Linked DNA regions of Homo sapiens: region 2 is linked to region 1. A link is a loop called in an ENCODE intact Hi-C map of the cell type or tissue named here. Cell type or tissue: PC-9. All regions are shown on one strand. Each heading gives the region's core, and the rest is flanking DNA. Links, peaks and the distances in the headings are about the cores only. Region 1 overlaps SPINK5 (serine peptidase inhibitor Kazal type 5). Region 2 has its middle 21 kb from the start of SCGB3A2.

What was found. A loop is a pair of places that touch in the nucleus more often than their neighbours do. Peaks named below come from ENCODE experiments on the same cell type or tissue, not always from the same donor. Only the 100,000 strongest peaks of a DNase experiment are listed, where the experiment ranks them.
Region 2: it touches region 1 in a loop (3-fold over the local background); 8 of 110 quality-filtered maps call a loop at or near these places.

Annotation. Positions count from the first base shown.
Region 1 is chr5:148,130,724-148,133,652 of GRCh38, forward strand. It overlaps SPINK5 (serine peptidase inhibitor Kazal type 5), which reads left to right. Exons shown (of 33, transcript NM_006846.4): 31 at 536-666. Among named protein-coding and RNA genes, the nearest start is that of SPINK14, 36 kb to the right of the region's middle. In PC-9, for the core only: no CTCF peak of the experiment used is centred there; no DNase peak of the experiment used is centred there.
Region 2 is chr5:147,855,957-147,858,885 of GRCh38, forward strand. No RefSeq gene overlaps it. Among named protein-coding and RNA genes, the nearest start is that of SCGB3A2, 21 kb to the right of the region's middle. In PC-9, for the core only: a CTCF peak has its summit at 1,786 (motif pointing right); no DNase peak of the experiment used is centred there.

The DNA of each region.
Region 1 (2,929 bases), core at 275-2,774:
AATCCCTTCAAGCAGTAATATAAAGTAAGGACTACTATTATTTATGATTTTCTGGTGAGAAAATTAAGGCTGAGAAAAGTTAGATAAGTTACTTCTCTAGTTAGTGGTAGAGCTAGGACTCAAAAACTCATGCAATTTATGAGTATTTACCTCTGAGTCTTTCCTTTCTAGGCTGTATATAACCAATACCTTCACTTAAAAAGGCGAATATTATTTCTGGCATGCCTATCATTCTAGATTTCTTCTTATGGGCAGGTAATTGTGTCACATATTATAAAGGATATTTGCTTTCTTATTGCTTTGCTACTCCTTGTTTCTTTGTTTACTTACCTTGTCAAGTTAAAAATTGCCAAATACAGGAAGTTAAATCCACCTCATATGGTGCAAAATCAATCTTTGAGTTTGAATAACATATATCACACTCCTTTTACAACCATTTATTCAAGTTGGATTAAGGAACTCAAGAGGTTTTCTTAAGCCCACCCCTCTTCTTGAATGCCATAAAGTACGTCTGCTTTATTTTTTGCTTCTTCAGGATTCTGAGATGTGCAAAGACTACCGAGTATTGCCCAGGATAGGTTATCTTTGTCCAAAGGATTTAAAGCCTGTCTGTGGTGACGATGGCCAAACCTACAACAATCCTTGCATGCTCTGTCATGAAAACCTGTAAGTATTCAAGTTGCCCCATCATATCTTCCAGTTTAGAATTTCTCAGCTAGAGTGTTAACCCATAGTAATGCACTGATATAAATTCGAAATGTGTTGCAAGTAATTTATTCATCATAGAAGTTAAAAATTCAAAATTTGTGAATTATCTTTCTTATATGTAAAATAGAAAAGATTTAAGGCTATTCCTTTGGTAAATTGCTTACCTACATTGTTATATGCTCTACTGAGAAGAAGAGAAAGAAAAAAAATAGTGGAGTTACAATTGCAGAATATTGGTATAATCCTGTGTACAGTCATGGGAGTGTGAACATCATTCATTCTGTGTGTAGTGGAGAAAAACAGTAGAGAACTACTGCTATATAACCCAGCCCAGTGTATTATATCTAAAAGGTCCTGTGACTATAATATAGCTACATATTCCCCATTTCTTTAACCCTGCCTCTTGAAAGAAGTAGTACCTTGCAAAAGGAAAGTGCACTGTACAAAAGAAAGCCCAATAAATAAATAGCTGATCTGATGTCTGCTCTCATATTTATGACTATCTGGGTATCTGGAGGCATATTATTTCATGATTCTGAATCTCACTCCCTTCATTGGAGAAATGGAGACAGTTCTCTGAGCTGCTGACTTCACAGATGATTGAAAAGAACTGCTAGATATGAAAATATTTTTATCTTAAGTTAAATACAAGGGATTCATTTTAATACTCTTATTATTGGCTTTAGTTTTGTTGTTGCTACTCTGCTCAAATGCTGTCTGAATTTTAAAATAATTTTTAAATAATTTCCCCTTGTCTCTATATGCATCCCTTCCCTTCTCCTGGCCACCATTTGGCCAGCTTTCAAGGAGAGAATGGTGACAAACCTTGGTTTTCCCATCTCACCTGACCCCAGACCTACATTGTAGTACTACTTTATCCTTCTTAGGACACTATAAGCAAGGCCCAGAACATGAGGATAGGACTCCCTGATATCCTGCTTTTTAATCCTGGAAAAATATTTAAAAGAATTCATCTTTTAGGTAAGGTATGGTAGATATAGGTAAGGTATGGTAGGTATGGTATGGTAGGTATACTTCATCTATAGGTAAGGTATGGTAGATAAGGCACTTTCAGATTTCAGTCACTGAATCCCTGCAACCTGCTATGGAATGTTATTATCTTTATTGTTCAGAAGGTTAATCTGAGGCTCAGAGAGTCCAGGTAATTTGTTTAAAGTTACAAAGCTAGGGAGTAAATCAGACAGGATTTTGACCTTATTGATTTGGATCTAAATACAGTTTTCTTTTTTCTCCACTAAACTACTGTTATTTCTAAGACAGTAGTTCCTTAAATTGTCAAAGACCAAAGATTCCTTAGATAATATGAAGAAAGTTACTCCTTTCAAGAAAATTTAAAAAAATGTGATATGAACAATCCACACACATAATATTCATAGGCTCGTGGAGTACTTGAAATTCATCTGTAGACCTTATAGGTTTTTAAGAATTAAGAAATTCCCGTTTAAGGAATAAATATAACTGTCCAGGAATTCCATTACTATATATACCTTATCTCCAGCCCAGAAATCCTTTAATTCCTCTTTCTTATAAATGTCAGGGCCTAAATTATCCATATAATTTTCTTCAACATTTTCATCAACTTTATAGACCCATAACAAGTGATCTTTTTAAGGGAAATTTAGCATAAGAAACTGAAATGATGAAAATATTAAGAAAGCATACCTCAGGATAGTTTGTTTAGCTAAGGGAGCTGGGAGTAGATATTATAAAGAAGGATCAGGTTATCTGAGGCAAAAGGAAACAATATTCATTTCTAAGGTTTTAGAGAAAGTTATATGAGAGCAATTTCAATTTAAGCAATGCTAAAAGACAAATTGCACTGCCTTGATAGATAATGAGTTTCCCATTACCAGAGGCAAACAAGTACATGTCTGATTCATAATATTTCTCCAGTGAGAGGCATTAAAATTCGTACTCCTTAAGATTCATTCCAACTACAAAACTCAGACTGTATCATTTGTGTCTTGTTATATTTTTCCCCAGGTCGTATTATTGGTACTCAATATAGTCAAACATCTCTCTGGGATCTGATTCTCGCATCTATAAATGCGAGATCACCTTTAGACCAGATGATCTCCAAGTTTATTTCCAACATTCTCTATGAATATATCAGTGAATGAAATGTGACAGGATAGGTCCAGGGCTAGGGGATGAATCTGGAGCAGAAGAGAGACAGCCTGGATGATACCTACTGAAAATG
Region 2 (2,929 bases), core at 266-2,765, 270 kb before region 1:
ATTTTATTTTGTAATGGCCCCAGAGTACAAGAGCAGTGATGCTGGCAATTTGGAAATGCCAAAGAGAAGCCACGAAGTGCTTCCTTTAAGTGAAAATATAAAAGTTCTTGACTTAATAAGGAAAGAAAAAAATAATATGCTGAAGTGGTTAAGATCTATAGTAAGAACAAATACTTTATCTGTGAAACTATGAAGAAGAAAAAATTGTGCTAGTTTTTCTGTCACACTTCAAGCTGCAAAAGTTACAGCCACAGTGCATGATAACTTTTATTTCAGTACGTTGTTATAGTTGCTCTATTTTATTATTAGCTGTTGTTGTTAATCTTTTACTGTGCCTAATTTATAAATTAAACATTATCATGGATAAGAATGTGTAGGAGAAACAGTATATATAAAGTTCAGAACTATTCGAGGTTTCAGGCATCCACTGGGGGTCTTGGAATGTATCCCTTTTGGATATGCAGGGACTCTGGTACAAAGCCTCTTCCATTATATCATCATAATGGCCATGATTACACACCCAAGGGGTCATATATCTTTGAATTGAACTTTCATCCAGAACTCTTAAAAAACAAAATATGTTGGTAAATACTTAGATGCCTAAGTATTTATTATCTCTTATCTCTTCTGACTCTTCTACCTTCCAGCAGAAGACCATGGAAGAAAGATAAACTTTTAAAGCACAGCCTTATAGGAAAGTTGTGTTAATAGATGGTAGCAGGTTTTGTAATTATTCCAATAGGTAAAATGAAAATAAACTTGGGGTCAAATAAATACTCTTAGGCCAAGCCAGTACTAGGCTTGTCTGATGCATATTCACACACCAATACAATTTTATTCTTTTAAGCTACTTTTTGTTAGTCTGATATTTTAATATTGTTTATGATGTGTTAGAACTTGATTCTGGCAGCCATTCTCTGAACTAAAAAAGCTTAATGTGATCTGGGGCCATTAATAAACTCTGATGTCTTCTTCAAAGAAGCTGATAGACCTGCTCTGCTCTGTGCTAGGCAAGACCTAAATAGTATTACATTTAGCTATGGCACCACTTTGGAGATTCTTGGAAACACTTCTGGTTGTGTTGAGGAGGTGACAATGGTTGACCTTAGGCATCCAAATGTGACCTGTACATCTTATTATTAGTGCTGCTTTCTAAGTTTCTGTCCAGGACATAAACTTAGTTCTGTCCTTTCTAAATGCTTTCCACAATTTTTGATGACAATATGTTGGAATTTCTGGAGTTGGCACTCATGGACTAAGGAATGCAAGGAGGGCTGAGTAGCAGCCTGTGTCGACCTAAATGTCTGTTGATTTATCAAAATCCTAGTGTGACAGAAGGATCCTGATGATCCCCCCTATACTGCTGAATATTTAGGGGATGCTATGAAATCTCCTAAGATTAGAGGCCTCCAGGTCTTCAAGGTACATCAGCCAATTTGAGTACTTTGTCTTTACTCTTAAATTCTCCATATTCCCAAATCCAATATAAAAGTTTCTAAGCCTCTGAGTTTCTCCATACCCCCAAATTCAATATAAAAGGTCCTAAGCCTTCTGCAGCATTTGAGGTAGTATTTCTTTTAGCTGGCTTATCATCTGAGAAGTAAAACAAAAACTAAAAACAATATTTCTTCCTCCTCTTTAAACATATATTTTTTTTCCTTTTTCAATTCATTATTTTCTTCTAGCACAGGATGTGGCACAAAGATGGCCATCACTAACATTGCCTGTTAGGTTGCTTTTGTTTTGTAAACTGTAGCACAATCCCGGAAATGGCCACAAGAGGGCATTTGTGCACCACTTTGAAAGTTACTCTTGTTCAACATCGCATTCCACAAACATTCATAGTTTCCCATGGTTTGAACTTTAATAATTCCACCCTGAAAGAAAGAAAATGAAGCTGAAGTCATATCAGACATAATCTAATCCATATTGTCATTCCAAAGATTCCAGATCTCAGGACCTGTGATAGTGTAACTCTTTAAAATATTGAAGCATTGTGAATGATTTTAAACATTTCAAAAAAAGAAATGTTTTAAATATTTTAATTAGTGTTGAGGCTTAAGTAGCTGTACTTTTGACTTAGATTATTATAGATTTGACAGTCAAAACCTTAAAATATTGAGACCCATGGGGGAAAATAATGTGTGCATCAACATTTATTGAATTTGATACTTTTTGTGATAGAGTCCCAGAAATGATATGTGAGAAGCTTAATAAGGTTTAAAGTGCTTTGTTTATTGCAGTTTTAAGTGTCTTCTTCTTGAATTAAATCTTAGGTTAAGGAGGCTGTTGGAGTCATATGATGATATTATGGTGCAAAATTAATTACCTTTGCACCAACCTCATAGACTTGGAAAGTGTAATGAAGATAATCTCATCTATTCTTATCTATTACAAGAGCCTTTTCCACAGTAAATTTGGTATTAGCTAACCTTTATTTGTAGGATTCAGTATGGAGCCATTAAACTTTATTTTCTTGTAATTTGTAGTCACATTTCAAAAACCTCTCAAATTCAATCCTAAATTCATATCTATTTTTGCTTCATGATGATAGCCCTCCAAATATCTGAACAATCTCTTAAGGGTTTCTTGGTTTATCTTCTCTCCAGGCTGGTGTCACCAAGTTTATTAACTGTCTCTCATATGATCCTTCAAAAGCCTGGATAATCTTCTTATTATGGGTTTGTTGTGAATTAAATATGACCACACATTCTTTGCAATTCCTCCTACCAAGAAGTAGAGTTTATTTTCTCTCCTCTTGGCACTGGGCACGTCCTATGGCTTCATTTGAATAATAGAATGTGGCTGAAGAGATGCCATGTGTCTTTTGAGGCTAAACATTAGGACATCTAGGGTTTTAATTTTCATATCTTGGAATGCATTTTCCTGGAACTCATGAATTACCAGATGCTTTGCAAACTGCCTCCAC